Linked DNA regions of Mus musculus: region 1 is linked to region 2. Evidence: chromatin loops called from intact Hi-C (ENCODE). Cell type or tissue: left cerebral cortex. All regions are shown on one strand.

Evidence for each region. Peaks named below come from ENCODE experiments on the same cell type or tissue, not always from the same donor. Only the 100,000 strongest peaks of a DNase experiment are listed, where the experiment ranks them.
Region 1: a loop joins it to region 2, with 4 times the contacts of the local background. A loop is called at or near these places in 6 of 42 quality-filtered maps.

The regions. Positions count from the first base shown.
Region 1 is chrX:9,135,680-9,143,679 of GRCm38, reverse strand. No RefSeq gene overlaps it. Among named protein-coding and RNA genes, the nearest start is that of 4930402K13Rik, 35 kb to the right of the region's middle. In left cerebral cortex, no CTCF peak of the experiment used is centred here; a DNase peak (open chromatin) is centred at 3,946.
Region 2 is chrX:10,066,350-10,074,349 of GRCm38, reverse strand. Srpx (sushi-repeat-containing protein) reads left to right here. Exons shown (of 10, transcript NM_016911.5): 2 at 522-581; 3 at 4,786-4,977; 4 at 6,749-6,925. Among named protein-coding and RNA genes, the nearest start is that of Srpx, 47 kb to the left of the region's middle. In left cerebral cortex, a CTCF peak has its summit at 3,438 (motif pointing right); DNase peaks (open chromatin) are centred at 181, 886 and 3,433.

The sequences.
Region 1 (8,000 bases), 930 kb after region 2:
GAGGAGAGGGGAGGGAGAGGGATATGGGGAAAGGGAGGGGGGAAAGAAGGGGATGGAGAGAAGAGGGGGAGGGAGGTGGGAAAGGAGAGATGAGGGAAAGAGGAGGGAATGGAAAAGGGAGAGGGGAAGGAGTAGGGAGGGAGAGAGGAAATTGGAAGGAGAGGGGAGATTGGAGGAAGAGGGGAGGGTCAGGGGAGAGGGGAAGAAGGAGAGAAGAGGGAGAGGGAGAGAGGAAGGAGGGGAGGAGAAAAGGGGGAGAGGAGAGAATAGAGAGTGGTGGGAGAGGGGAGAGAGAAGGAAGAGTGGAGATAGCGAGAAAAAAACCCAAGCTGGTAGAAAAGCAGACATCCACAGGAGAAAGCTATCCTGTCACAGGCAGACAGAGATGGGGTCCCAGGGTTCCTGGATGTGTGAATTAAATCCACACAGGAAAAGCCTGTGGACTCTCTAAGCATCAATGATATGTTTTGCGATGCAGAGTAATGTGCTGGTAGCAGGAATAAGGAGCTAACCTGTGGAATCATGGCATGAGATAGGCCTAGTATAAAAAGACTTCTATTATGAGGGAAAGGAGGGGAGTGGGGCCAATAAGGGGTAGAAGCAAAGAAAAGTGGAAGCGAAGGACAGGGAGGTCCACTGGGAACAAGTGGGAACAGAGAAAGAAAAAGAGTAAAAGATGAGAGGGAGAGGGAGGGAGGGAGACAGACAGAGACAGAAAGACAGAGGGGGAAAAGGGAGGGAGAGAGCGTGCTAGAGAGTCAGTCTTTATAGCACCTAGTGGCAGGTTCTGGTGTAAGCTGTTGCTAGGTAGCTGTTGCAGAGTTCCTGGGAGGAGCCTAGTAGAATTGTCTGTAAACTAAGAATTTGCCTAGTAGGAAACCTCCTGCTGTTTTGGTAAATGGTTTGCTGTCAAGCTGCCCTCTAATTAGCTGTTTTTACATAGATAGGTTTGTGATATCTCAACTTTGGTCAGAGAAGCTTCTCTTGTACTGCAGGTTAATGCAGATTTATAACTGGTCCAAGTAAGTACAGTAACGGTGAGTGCTCTTACCTGTGGCCTAATCATCAATACTCCCCTTGCTCATCAGAGAACACTGAGAAAAAGGAGGCACCTAGTGTGAAAGCTGTATATGTCCCTGGGTATCTGCACCAGATCAAGTAAGTTTAAATCCTTGCATGTAGAGAGGAGAGAGCCTCAAAAGGGCTCTCCACCCTCGGAAGGGCAGCTATTGGCAGTCACTGGTTGCTGAGAGAGGAGGAGTCAGCAAGTGGCTCTGCATGTGTAACCTACCAACAAGAGAAGCCCCCATAGACAGGTAGATATAAGAAGTACCCAAGGAGCTGAAGGGGTCTGCAGCCCTATAGGAGGAACAGCAACATGAACTAACCAGTACCTCCTGAGCTCGTGTCTCTAGCTGCATATGTAGCAGAAGATGGCCTAATCGGCCATCATTGGAAGGAGAGGCCCTTGGTCTTGCAAAGATTATATGCCCCAGTACAGGGGAACGCCAGGGCCAGGAAGCGGGAGTGGGTGGGTAGGGGAGCAGGGCGTGGGGGAGGGTATAGGGGACTTTCGGGATAGCATTTGAAATGTAAATGAAGAAAATAGCTAATAAAAATAGTTTGTTTGTTTGTTTTTTAAAAAGAAGTAGTGAACTGCAGCTGGACATGGCATGACCTTGCAGTCAACGTGGTAGTTCTGTAGCACTTGAGCCAGGTAGAAAGACCACAGGTAGTGGTATAAACACTAATGGATAGGCAGCCCTGGCTCTGAAGAAACGGGGTGGGCAGCGTCAGCGTGGGGGACAATGAGGCCCTCATGGAAAACCCATGGTGGGCAACAGAGCGACCCACTAGCTTGAGCTCCTGGCTGAACTTGAAGCAGAAGCAACCAACAATGTTGGAGGGATCAATGTCACAAAGAAATATGATTTTTTTTTCTGGAATGTTTTCCTAGAGCCAAACAATGTTTACTAATTAAACTTAGTAACCATGTTTCTCTAGCCAATGCTAATAAGGATTAGTTCTTAGCCTGGTTTCTTTCCTTTTCTTTTTTCTTTTCTTTTCTTTTCTTTTCTTTTCTTTTCTTTTCTTTTCTTTTCTTTTCCTTTCCTTTCCTTTCCTTTCCTTTCCTTTCCTTTCCTTTCCTTTCCTTTCTTTTCTTTTCTTTTCTCTTCTTTTCTTTCTTTTCTTTCCTTTCCTTTCCTTTCCTTTCCTTTCCTTTCCTTTCCTTTTCTTTCCTATCATAGACGTTCTTGTTGAGTACAAGCCAATTGTTTTGTAGACTGTCTCTTGCATGGTTGTATTATATTTTACTGTGATTAGATTTGAATTATGTACTCTTCTGACATAATTATGATATAAATGCTTTTGTGTCTGTCTCAAACATCACATTAGGTGGCACACCATGCTGGTTTGTCTAGAAGTTGCAATGATAGTTTTAACATTTGTTTAAGTAGAGTCTTCCAGGTGTTTTTGTAGGATAATTTTAGCAGAACATGAAAAGCAAAGAAGTCTACATGGAAGGCGATTGCTCCAACTACTGTAGACCTGATCTATTTACCTAGACCTTGGGCATAAACTGTGGTTTAAGTTCTTATAGAATGCAATGTAGTTTAAACCTCAGCTTTTGAAGTTCCTTTAGGCCTCTGTTTCTCTCCAGATATTATAGTATGCAATATTTATATGATATAAATATTTGAAGGATCCCAATTGTCTTTTTTAGTAAGTAATTATTATGTAGCTATTCTTTTCCCTACAAGGACTCACAGAATATTACCTCAAAATCTAAATCACATGAGTCAGATGCCATCAGAACCAGAGAGAATTATTGATAAGTTTCAAGGACAGTTGTTTACCAAATTCAAATGTGTTTGCTCATATGACAGGCAATAATAGTGACTGCCAGGAATTTATTTCCAAAGGCTTTGTCTACGGTTCCACTGTCTTGCCCTTTCTTATGCTGAGGTAACTAAGTAGATGAGGTCTAAACTTGAAAGACAAAGTTGTACTGGGCAGGCAGACTTGTAATGCCACCTCATAGGAAGGTTGAGGTGGAAGGATCACAAGTTCCAGTCCTGCCTGAACTACAGAAGGAGTTCAAAGCCAGTCTGAGCAACTCAGTGAAACATTTTCTTAAAACAAAAAGAGGTATAGGGATATAGTTCAGTATTAGATTCCTTGGCGCCAGTCTTGAGTTTAATCTCCAGTACTACAACTAAGTGAAACACAGGGCTATAGCTATCTGCCTCAGGGGAGTCAGCCTACTCCAGTGAAGTTCTTACTTGCTCTGTGTGTGCCCCTACCCGCTGATCTTTCTCCAACCAATCAAGAATACAGGTTTGTTTGTTTGTTTGAAGTTTCTTTGGGTTGGTGGGAATATTCATTTTATACTAGAATAGAAAAAGAAAGGTCAAGTCACAAAACACATACAAAGCCTTAGGAATAGGAACTTAGGAAAAGGAACAAATAGGAAATTCCAACCGCCTTGGGAGCTGGTCCAAACCTAGGAATAATAGGGTGAAATTATAGGAAGCAGTCTGTTTACAAACATTTCCAGATCTGCTTTTCAAACTTCAAAGGGATTTAGTGAGGAATTCCTGTTGGGTATAGAGTGCCTCACACAGTTTAGAGTGTCATGATTGGAAAGGGCTTTTATTAGTGAAGAACTCGCTAGCTGCCTTAGGTTCTCAATTAGAAATTAGAGTGTCCTTAGAGAATTCAGTCTTCTGGTTGAGTCAATAGAAGTTAGCTTCAAAGCAAGTGACAATAACATACTTGAACTGGCGATGATCAAGCTCATGTGTGTGGAATCGGAGCTCACAGATGAAATAAATCCTTGGGCCTCATAGGGCTTTGAGCTAGAAAGGGATTCTTTATCAAAAACTTGCCTAGACTGAGTCATTTCTATTACTTTCTGTCATTTCACCCTACACATTGACTTCCTGTCTGTTTTCTCTCTGACTCAGCCGCTCTTCTCATTTCCTGAGAAAAATGAGTCTGCTAGACCTGGGGGTGATGTGTGAGTGTGAGTTATCCTAAAAATAGATCCCAAGAAAAGGATTTGGATATAAGTAGCTTATTTGTTGTTGTTTTTTTCAATTTTCTGTTGATTCACTTTACAACGTACTCACTGCCCCACCCCATTACCCCTGCCTACAATCCTCCTCTCCCTCCCCCCTCCCCTTTTCCTCTGAGAGGGTGCCACCCCCACCCTGGCACACAAGGGCAGACAAGGCAGCCTAAAGTGCTTATTTGATTGAGTGTTTATGTGTGTGTGGGGGGGGGGGCAGGTCCTAACCAATTACCATAGAATAAGTGGCTTACATAACAAATTCATTCCTCACATTTCTGAAAGGTGGAAGTCAGAGATCAGGGTGCCATTGTGCTTGGTTTTCAGACAGAATGTTTCCTGGTTTGGTGATGAAAGTACACTTGCTTTATCTTTGTATAACAGAAAATAAAGTGAAAGGCATTAAGCTCTTTCCTGTCTCACAGAGACACTCATGACCTAATCAGTACCCAAAGCTCCGTCTCCAAATGTCATCATACTGACATTTCTTGGCTTAACACCTAAGTTGCTCTAGCATTCTTCCATAGCCAGAAAATGTTATAAGTCAGAGGTAGACCCTTCAAGTAAGAGATCTATGGTAATATAGGTACAAGTCATTGTCTGCTGAAGTTTCAGTTTATATCCTGAGTAATCAAAGTTTCTCTGGATGGAGCGTTGACCATTAGACCTGACATTATAATTGGTGCTATAAGTAGATATATAGGGAAAGTGGGGTGTCCAGGAGGGAAGCAAAAGTCATCAACTCCAACACTGCAACAAGAGCTGTGTACAAAGCACTTTCCAAAGACAGGCATTGGCGCAAAACTGGTACCTTAAAATCTGACTGTCAGTGAGGAAAATTCTTAACAGGATGATTAATTTAAATGTTGTTTAGTAAGGTGAAAAGAATTCTAGATGCTTCTTTACTCACAAAGCATGCCTCAAGGATACATACTCTCATAATGGCTTTCTTATGTTCTGGATCTTTGCCTGGATCTGTTAAGTCTTACCATTGCCTCTTACATCAACCCTCTCCCAAGTCACTCCAGCTGCTGTCCCTTCAACCTCAGTCCCCTTTACCAGTTTGAAAATAGAGTAGCCTACAACCCCCAACAGTAGTTAGTGTGACCTCTGAGAGGGCAGAATAAGAACCAATAGTGAGATAGATTTCCTGATAGGCACACAGATGAGGAGAGAGAGCATAAGTAGATAACAAAGATGATGAACTGCCAAGATCACGGGCATTGCATTCACCCTCCTCACCAGAGACAAAAGCCTGGAAACTTAATATGAAACCTTTGACAGGCTTTTCCCCCCACCAGTAGGGACCGCCAGCTATGGACCTTTCTCACAAGTTCAAGGCCAGAACAGTATGTGTAATCCCAAACTCATGGACCTATCTGTCTTGTTCAAACTGTCTTTGTTCAAACTAACAATGCCTGAATTGGAAGAGAAAGACACCCTTAAAGATATGTAAATCCACAACCCTGAAGGAGAGACCAACCAGGTTTTCAGTTCTTGAGACCCTTCTCTACTTTGTGGAGGGTATTTCTCTCTGTGTGCCTACTTTGTATCTATGTTTCCTCACCCTTAATAAGAGTCTTTCTTCACCTGCTGAAAAAAACTGAGTAAAGTATACACGACCCCCAAATCTGTCATTCTGCTGAGCCTCTTATGGTAATGAATTTGATTATTTTGTTTAAAAATGAAATAACTACCCAGGGATCCATCCCATAATCAGCCTCCAAATGCTGACACCATTGCATACTCTAGCAAGATTTTGCTGAAAGGACCCTGATATAGCTGTCTCTTGTGAGGCTATGCTTGGGCCTAGCAAACACAGAAGTGGATGCTCACAGTCAGCTATTGGATGGATCACAGGGCCCCCACTGGAGGAGCTAGAGAAAGTACCCAAAGAGCTAAAGGGATCTGCAACCCTATAGCTGGAACAACAATATGAACTAACCAGTATTCCCCAGAGCTCGTGTCTCTAGCTGCATATGTGGCAGAAGATGGCCTAGTTGGCCATCATTGGGAAGAGAGGCCCATTGGTCTTGCAAACTTTATATGCCCCAGTACAGGGGAATGCCAGGGCCAAGAAGTGGGAGTGGGTGGGTAGGAGAGCAGGGTGGGGGAAGGGTATAGGGAACTTTTGGGATAGCATTGGAAATGTAAATGAAGAAAATACCTAATTAAAAAAACAAAACAAAAAAGAAAATAAAAACAAAAAAAAAATGAAATAACTACAAACTAATAGTAGGAGCGCTCTAGGTAGCCTTTGGGGGAAAAAGGGATTTGAGAAAAAAGCAATCACTAAAGGACTTGTTGCATTATGTGTAATAATTTTTCATAATCATACTATGATTAAAGGGATAAATAAATGATTCCTTTCTATTTCCCCTGTGCCACAAACTAAATAAGACACAAAGCAGAAGAATAAAACCTATATGAATACAATCTCAGTTTTACCACTCTAACAATGAACTGTAGAATCAAAGTGGACCCAATTATCCTGTGTGCTTTAAAACTTCCCTCCCTAGGCATACACCCAATGATACCACCCCTGACTTCCCAGGGGAATGTCATTCTCTGTTAAGCTGCGCACGAGAGCACACACATGTGTGTGTGTGTGTGTGTCTGTCTGTGTGTGTGTGTGTGTGTGTGTGTGCATGCGTGCGAGAGAGAGAGAGAGAGAGAGAGAGAGAGAGAGAGAGAGAGAGAGAGAGAGAGAGAGCTGTAAACTAGATCTTTGGATCTTTCAGAGGAAGATTGAGGCAGAATTGGGAAGAAATAAAACTTATTTGTGAGGCTAAAGCTTATGAAAGATGAAAACAAGAGGAAGCAAATTGGGCAGGGAATGTCTTTAAATAATGCTATCATCTGGCATCCATCCAAGGAAAGAAAAGCAGAATTCAACAGGGAGAGCTTGAACTCTCTCGTTGCAGATTGGACAAGGTTTTAGAGTGAGCAATGCCTTTTTTTTAATTAGATATTTTCTTTATATACATTTCTTTTAAAAATATTTTTATTAGGTATTTTCCTCATTTACATTTCCAATGCTATCCCAAAAGTCCCCCATACCCTCCCCACCCACTCCCACTTTTTGGCACTGGCATTCCCCTGTACTGGGGCATATAAAGTTTGCAAGCCCAATCAATGGGCCTCTCTTTCCAGTGATGGCCGACTAGGCCATCTTTTGATACATATGCAGCTAGAGTCAAGAGCTCCGGGGTACTGGTTAGTTCATAATGTTGTTCCACCTATAGGGTTTATATACATTTCAAATGCTATCCTGCAAGTTCCCTATACCCTCCCTCTGGCCTACTACCCTACCTACCCACTCCCGCTTCTTTGCCCTGGACTGCGGCATATAAAGTTTGCAATACCAAGGGCCCTCTATTCCCAGTGATGGGCGACTAGGCCATCTTCTGCTACATATGAAGCTAGAGACACAAGCTCTGGAGGTACTGGTTAGTTCATATTGTTGTTCCACCTACAGGGTTGCAGACCCCTTCAGCTCCTTGGGTACTTTCTCTAGCTCCTCCATTGGGGGCCCTGTGTTCCATCCAATAGCTGACTGTGAGCATCCACTTCTGTATTTGCCAGGCACTGGCACAGCCTCATATGAGACAGCTATATCAGGGTCCTTTCAGCAAAATCTTGCTGGCATATGCAATAGTGTCTGGGTTTGGTGGCTGATTATGGGATGGATCCCCAGGTTGGTTAGTCTCTGGATAGTCCATCCTTCCCTCTTAGCACCAAACTTTGTCTCTGTAACTCCTTTCATGGGTATTTGTTCCCTATTCTAAGGCGGAATGAAGTATCCACCCATTTGTCTTCCCTCTTTTGATTTTCTAGTGTTTTGCAAATTGTATCTTGGGTATTCTATGTTTCTGGGCTAATATTCACTTATCAGTGAGTGCATATATAATGACTTCTTTTGTGATTG
Region 2 (8,000 bases):
AGTTTTCCCAAGGCAGTTGTATATTTCTTTTGTCATTGAGGTAAGACATTTGATTTCCCTTCTTGGTCTCCATCCAGATTCATTTCAGCAGATGGACTTATTTTAGCTACTACAAACACAAGGTTCTACTGGGTTTTCTTTGTCTACTGGAGGAACTGTGGGTTGGGTCTGAGTCACACACATTTTATGGTGTCTGCTCTGGCATGAGCTTCATATACATTGGCATCGACTCAGAGTGAATTTGACTTTCTTTCTCTTTCCCGATTCCAGAATTTCATATGGCCCTGTGGTGATTCCAAAAACAGTCTGAGGCTCATTTTGATTGGCTCCAGCCACTACAGCCGAGCCAGGTTCACTCTGAGAGCTCCCTGTCCCATCATGAATGGCCACAGAAGCTTCTGCTCTTGGCTCTGCAATCTAATAGCACCTCTTGCATGGATGATGCCAAAGCAATGCTTTGAAATATGCGCCCATACTGTGTGGCTTTTCTTGCTGCAGTTTCTGTTCTCTTTTTATTGTAGGATCTGGAGACTCACCACTAGAAGACGATGGAGTCTGGTATTCACACTCTCTATATAAAGGTGAATTCTTTGCTTCTGTGCTGACAAGGACCCGCTGATGCCAGGAGATATTTCTTTAAAGCTTCGCAGAGCAGACTGTAATAAAGTGACCAGACAACACATTGGCTTTCTAATTGCCTGTCTAGGAAAATAAATATTTAAAAATAAATGTGTGTGGGCACTCATCCTTCCAATAGGAAAACCAAGGGAAGGAAAAAAAGAAAAAGAAATCTCAGGAGTGCTGCCTTTCAGTGCCCCGTGGTCATTTTATTCTTCTAAATGTCTTTACTGTCCTCACTTCTGCCGAGGCAAGCTGTAGCTGATGATAGTGAAAATCAAGCCTTACTCATACATTACAGCCGGAAGTGTGCAGAGCAAACCGCCCAAGGTGGGTGCTGCGCCCAGTGCTGCTAATGTACTGACTGCACGGAGAAGAGGAAACCTTGATTTTCATGAGCTTTTCTCATGCTCTTTCTGAGCCCAGCCTGGCTCCTAAGATGAGAAGGAAAATGTGCTGTTGCTGAAATGAATTTTAACTTAGCTATAGGAAATCCACCCCTCCACTGTGCCCAGGCTCCACTCCCAGCAGGTATCTAAAGCCTAAGGAAGAGGCTTTCCCTACTGGCTCAGGTAAGTCTATTCACAACTCCTGCTGCTGCTTCCCTGGAGCCAGGGAGCTCAGAGCAGAAAGGAAGGTAAATGTAAAATGCTCTTTGTCTACAACAGCTGCCTCTCACTGCAGCGGGAAACCCTCAAGGAAACAGTCTGGTAAAGTTTCAATTTGACATTTGGCCCAAGAAATGCATTCATACTCTGGCAGGAAAATACTAACCTACACTCTTGTGACACTTCTGAGCTACTCGAGAATTGAAAAAGTTCTGGTCAGCCTTTGCCTAAAGACTGTCCTTCAGGTCTTTTCCCAAGAAGTGGGGGAGTGGGGGGAGGAGTTTTTCTAAACAATGACTGGTTCCTGTGTCTAGGTGTGTTTCCATATTTGCTTTGATTTCTGAATGTAATAGTGCCTACCTTCATTGTTGTGGCATTAAGCAATCCAACCAATCACAAATTTCTAGTCAGATGTTTGGGGTAAGGAGATGCTCTGATTCATAAAACTTCCTGAAAGTTTTTTTTTTAAGTTCTTTGTGAGTCCCCAGTTTAAAAAGAGTCCTAACACACATGCACAGTAAAGAGACTCCTAGACAGTAGTGGTGGCCTCATGTGTCCTTAGTTCATTGTGCTTGGTGTCCCCTTCTCATCTCATAGCCTTGCAAGATAGAAAGTAAATAATATATCCAAAAATATGCCTAGCCCAGGACCTGACCTGAATGTCTAAGAATACATTTTTTTCATGATAAATTATTTCTCTTGTCAGTTAGATGGCTTGCCTGTAGGAATCATCACACTACACATTTTATATGTATATACACACATATCAAAACACACTATATGCCTTAAATTTTTACAATAGAGAGTTAAAGTTTTTTTTTCTTCTTGTTATTGTGGTTATGATAAAGAGCAAACCTAGGGCCTATTATTGCAAGACAATTGTTCTGTTCAAGAACTACACTTCAGCTTTTAAGTGTCATTCATTTTAAAATTTAGAGCTCAACCATGATTAACTGCAACTTTAGCTATGGAATATTAAGCTCCTCCCAGAGTGTGGCACAGAGTATATATTCAATAACTGATTTGAATTGAGTCAAATTTAAAAGAAGAAAGAAAGATTAAATAGCATACATTAGGTTCCCAGTATGTGACATCTTATTTACTTATTTGATTGTATTTATTTACTTTTTTGAGGGATTGGGGCAGAATAAATGTTGATGGTTTTACTTGGGATACTATAGTATATTCACACTGCTTGAGGGAAGGGGAAGGCGCATAGAGATGTGTCAGAATTGCCCGGTATTTACAGAAGGCCCCAAGGGTTAGAGAGAGTAGGAGTGAGTCCTGTGGCCCTCCCTCATGCTGCACTTGAGTCTGGACAGGTGTTTTGGCTCACATCCATGAAGCACTAGTAGTTCCTCATTAGCCTGCTGCTCCATGCTGCCAGCTCCACCAACTCCATTTAATTAGAGTGCTTATCACATTGGCCCTGGGGGATGCAAAGGCTTTCCTGATTAATCAGTTTGGATGTCTACTTTGACTTACCCATGGTGCTTGTCTGCACTTTATATGCAAAGCATGCACACTGACATTCCCATCATCTTTACTAAAGAACTGATAAACTGTTCAAATTCCTTCTAAAGAGTTCTTTTGGAAGATAACAAAAACTAAAATGCCTTTTGCAAATAAATAAATGCAAGATGTTTTTCCCTCCCCATGGCGACAACAGCACAGCTTTTAGATATGTAGTCGCCACTGACAGAAGAATTTGAAGAGTCCAAATAAGGGAGAAAAATCTGCTAATTGCATGCTGCATTCAAATATGTGAATTTGTTATATATGAAAACACACATAGATCTTTTTCATATAGATCACAAATATACATAGTACATGTAGACAGCCTGCATAAAATGTTCCAGAAAGGAAGTGTTGCAGGAAGGCCTGTAGGCCTGCTGTGCGCTCTGCACATCTGAATCTACATGGTGCAAGTGAATACATAGTCTCTAGGGTGAGTCCTTATCATCTCTACCCAGGACATGTAGGGAATGTTACTTGAGTCTTCAATTTCCAATCTACTGACAACTTTCTGAAAAGCATTATATGATATAGGTACTAGCCAAAGAGAACCATGAAGCAACAGTGTAAAAAAAGTGTTCAAATGCCAAAACCTGGGCAGCATCCTTTAGCAGGGTTGCTGAGCGTGGGGAGAACATCCTTAGGAGAACGTTCCTGGGGAATGTGGAGGGAGGCCTGTGTTCCTTTGTGGCCACATGATGGCGAACTTACTCCACATACTGGTTATACTGGTAGCACAGGTGCTGTTGAGGGATAACGAGCTGGGCAGCTATAGGAATGTAGCTCTGGTTCAATGTGTTAACTCTACACCCACCCCCGACTTCAGGGAACTTGTCCCTGACCCCCAGATAGCGTAGAGATACATGGACTGGCTGCTTCAGGAACTCCTCCACTAAGAAGACAGTTTTGCACTTCTTTTGAAGGTTTCTTTGCATGGTACATTTCAAAGATAGGGGAGAAGTTCAGCTTTATTAATGACATCCTAGGTATGCTTTGGGCAGTTGTCCTAGTTTGCTTCTCTGTTGCTATGCTAAAATACTGAGCAAAGCAACTAGGGGAGGAAAGGGCTCTTTTGGAAAGCTTACAGGTTATAGTCCACCAAAGCAGGAACTCAAGCAGAGATGCTGCAGGAATGCTAACACACTTGTTCTCTGTAGCTCTCAGCTTGCTTTCTTATGCATAACATCCAGGATCACCTGCTCACAGTTGGCACCACCTTCACCCATTATTTGGGCATTCAAGAAAATGCCCTATAGACATGCCCATAAGCCAATCTGATGGAGACAATTCCTCAATTAGTTTCACCTTTCTGGGTGGCTCCAGGTTGTGTCAAGTTCACAAAAACTAGACAACACAGCCACAGCAACTAGAACACCAAAATCAAGTTTTCCATCTGAGGGGATGTCACCCCAAATGGTGTATAACTATTGACATCTGAAAAGGGGGATTGTTTCCTTACTTGGAGCAATTGTTCCATGAGTGTAAGCCAAAATGACACTCTATTGTGAACACTGGTATAGCTTAGTTGAAATTAGCAAACATGAGTACTGTGGTTTGCTTTACAGAGAAATATGCATATAGCTGGGAGGAAATCACAGTTAATTGACTCTGTTATGTATAGATGGCTAGGGTGAAAATTTACTATGGCATCAATTAGTTTCAATAGATCAGGATATCATATTAAGGGAAATACTAGAAAAACAAAAGCTTATTGAACATTCATTTTGTTCTCAGCATCGTGCTAGGTGATAAATATACATACAGTCTTTATCTCTTATAACATTAGCCAGTTATTGGTGTATCAACTCAGAGAGTTGATGTCGCTTGCCCACATCAAACAACTATTTAAAGTAATTTAGATTCATATTTAATTATGTCTAGTGCTCAGTCTCACAGCCATAACTTTCTTATCTAGAGGTTCCTAATACACAGGCCAGCATTGGAGGTTCAGAACCTGGAATGTAGCCAATCTGGTAGCACAGAGTGAAGGGCTGCATTATCTAAACCTGTCACTTGTTATTTCTCCCTTTGTTTCTGCCTGTAGACACTCCGTGGTGCTCTCCCATCAAGGTGAAGTATGGGGATGTGTACTGCAGGGCACCTCCTGGGGGATACTACAAAACAGCCTTGGGAACCAGATGTGACATTCGCTGCCGAAAGGGCTATGAGCTTCATGGCTCTTCCCAGCTCATCTGCCAGTCAAACAAGCGCTGGTCAGATAAGGTCATCTGCAAACGTGAGTAGACTAGACCTGTGCTGAGTCTTCAGGGACAAAACTGTCTTGCTCTGAGATGAAGCTTTGATTTAAAGCTAGTCGATTTTTATAATATAACAGAGTGAATGTGTGCTCCTTTTCCAAAGAAGGGTATGCTATACTGTTTGGGGGAAAGAATAGATAGATTTTTTTTTTTTAGCACACCAGTGATATTTGTTCAGTAAATACAAAGTTCCAAAGAGTTGCTGGTGATTTAGTAGTAAATAAACTTCCAGAGCGTGTAACTAGGTAGAGGTGAAAGACATGACATGGGTACAGGAAGGGCTCTAAACTAGGAGCTCCTGGGTAGGAGATTAATGGAAAAGAAAATCATGAAAAACAAATATCCTGAAGGGTAGGATTTAGGGGTACAAGGGGGAGTCACTGAAGAAGTGATTCTAAGTCTGTGTAATGGAGTAGGCCTGGGATGAAGTTGATGTTGCATTTCAGGGGCAATGTCTCAAAGCTCATCTGTGAAGTTCCTTGCTTGCTGGCTGCCTCCAGAGGCAGGCAGACTAATGACATGTTCTGCTTCATGACAAGTTCTCCTGTATTTAGGCTGTAGATGGGTAGAGCATTGGTGAAACCCATTTTGGATGCCTTTATTACCCAAAGTCGCTATGCCTTATTGATGACCCAATGTTTTCTAAGTCTTCAACATACGTTCAACATGTTTTGCACAGTACATTATTGATAGGATTGGGCCAAGTGCTGCTCAGGACTATAGTCATGTGGTCCAGAATATGTAGATGTTATAACTGAGTTTATGTAGTACCCACTTAACAATGTTTCACCACATTTCCCTGTGATCTATGTGAGGGCCTTGTTGGATTTCTTCTTTTCATTTTCCCCAAGAACTGGGATGTGAGCCCAGGGCCTGGCAAATGCTGAAAAAAATCTATTGTATTCCTAGCTTTAAGAAGAAAAACAAAACAAAAGTTTTATGTTAAGACAGGGTCTCACCAAGTCAAAAGGCTTACAGCAACTCAATTTGTAGCCCATGCTGGTTTTGAACATGCCATCTTCCTGCCTCAGTCTCCTAAGTAGCTGGGATTGCAGGCTGGTGTCACCAGATATGGTCACACTTGCCCTCTTCAACTTTCTTCAGAGAAAAGAGAAAACCTCTTTCAGAAAATGTTCCTGCTGCTGCCTCTCTACCTACTTCTTGTTTACTTGTTTGTTTGTTTGTTTATTGTAGTCTAGGAAATTCTGTGTCAGTCTTAGAATTATAAGTGTGAGCCATCTGCTCAACTTTTTTTTTTTTTCCCATAGAAGAGAAAAGCTCTCCAAGGAATGACTGGTAAAAGGTGGTTCCCGGTGTGGAGTGTGAATGAGAACTGCCATCTTCCCTGCAGGGTGCTCTTGACAGAGCAAGCTGAAGCTGACTCTGCTCTCCATGACCCCTTGCTGGCGCTCTGATCACCATTCTCCCCTTTCTCCCTTTAGTCATTGGTCTCCCCCTGGCAACACTTTCTTCCTTCTCTTCTCTCAGGGTTCGCTTCTGGGGAATTCAGTCTAGGACAGTGTTGTGGCTGGAATGCCAAAGCAACCTATTGTGATAGGAAGCATCGTGTGTTCTGTGTGGCATATAGGCAGATGCCACATGTTATTATTGATTAATGCCACATGCTGTATTTTTAATGCCACAAATTTTATTGTAGCAAACTGTTCACTGCATATTTTCCAAGTGTCTGGCTTTTGAATTGTTGGACAAAAAAAAACTATACTGCATGTCTGATTCTATCCTTTACAGAGAAGCGATGTCCTACCCTTACCATGCCGGCAAATGGAGGGTTTAAGTGTGTCGATGGTGCCTACTTTAACTCTCGGTGTGAGTACTATTGTTCACCAGGATATACATTGAAAGGGGAGCGAACAGTCACATGTATGGACAACAAGGCCTGGAGTGGCCGACCAGCCTCCTGTGTAGGTAAGAAAATATCACAGGCTTCAGGGGGCCCATCTTTGGAGAGAAGCAATGGGTCTTTGTTATTATAACACACATTAAAGGAAATAACAGTGTCCCACGTTTGCAACCTAAATAGACAGCATTCAGTCAGTAGCCCCACAGGTCCGAAATCCAACAGCCCTCGACCTCAGTCTCTAACTAGCAGACTTTGATGTGACCAGCTTCCAGCTGACTGTTGTCAGTTTCTAGACCTGCTGCTGCTACTCCTGGGAACTTACTAGAACTGTGAATTCTCATATCCTCCTCTGCTTCCCGAATTTAAAATCCTGGATGTGGGGCCAACACTTTGCATTTCCATAGGCCCTCTAGGAATTTTAAGATCTTCAAGTAGAGGGCCACCAACCTCAGATATTGCTTTTCAAATTTTCTCAAATTCTCTGGGGACCTTGAGAAAACTACAGACTTGAAGTCAGCAGGTCTTGGGATTGATCCTGTAAGAGACAACAGACATTTGGGGCCAGAAAATTTGTTGTGGACCTTTCCCCTTTGCAATGTTTAACAGTGTTCTTGGATTTTACCCACTGAGCGTTTAGTGACACTATCCTCTCATCCTGGCTCCAGTATACTTGTAGCTATCAGAAATGTCTTTAGACATTTTTCAGTGGCCCTGGGGAGGAAAATTAGCCCATCTGTTGATGATCACTTGCCTAGGGATAATGAGTGCATCTTCACCATAGCTACATGTACTTGCTACCTGGGTACCTTTCAGTAGCCTACCTTAGAGATGCTGATTCAAGGAGCCTGAAAAAGAGGCATTTGGAGGAGGCCAACAGACTTCTAAAAGCATCTCAGATGATTTTCCTGCTGGAGATCCAGGATCGCTGTCTGGAAGCAGCATTAGCAAAATTGCAAATTTCCTGCCTGATCTGAGACTGGCAAGCTTAGAAACTCCAGAGTTGAGCCCAATCTACTTCTAGAAAAGCCAGTGGAGGTAATTCTCGAGTAAGCTGAAAATGGAAAGCCTGCTTCAGGAGTAAAAATGTAGGAAGGAGTTTAGTATCTTTATACTCAAACCCATTGTCCTCAGAGCAGAAGC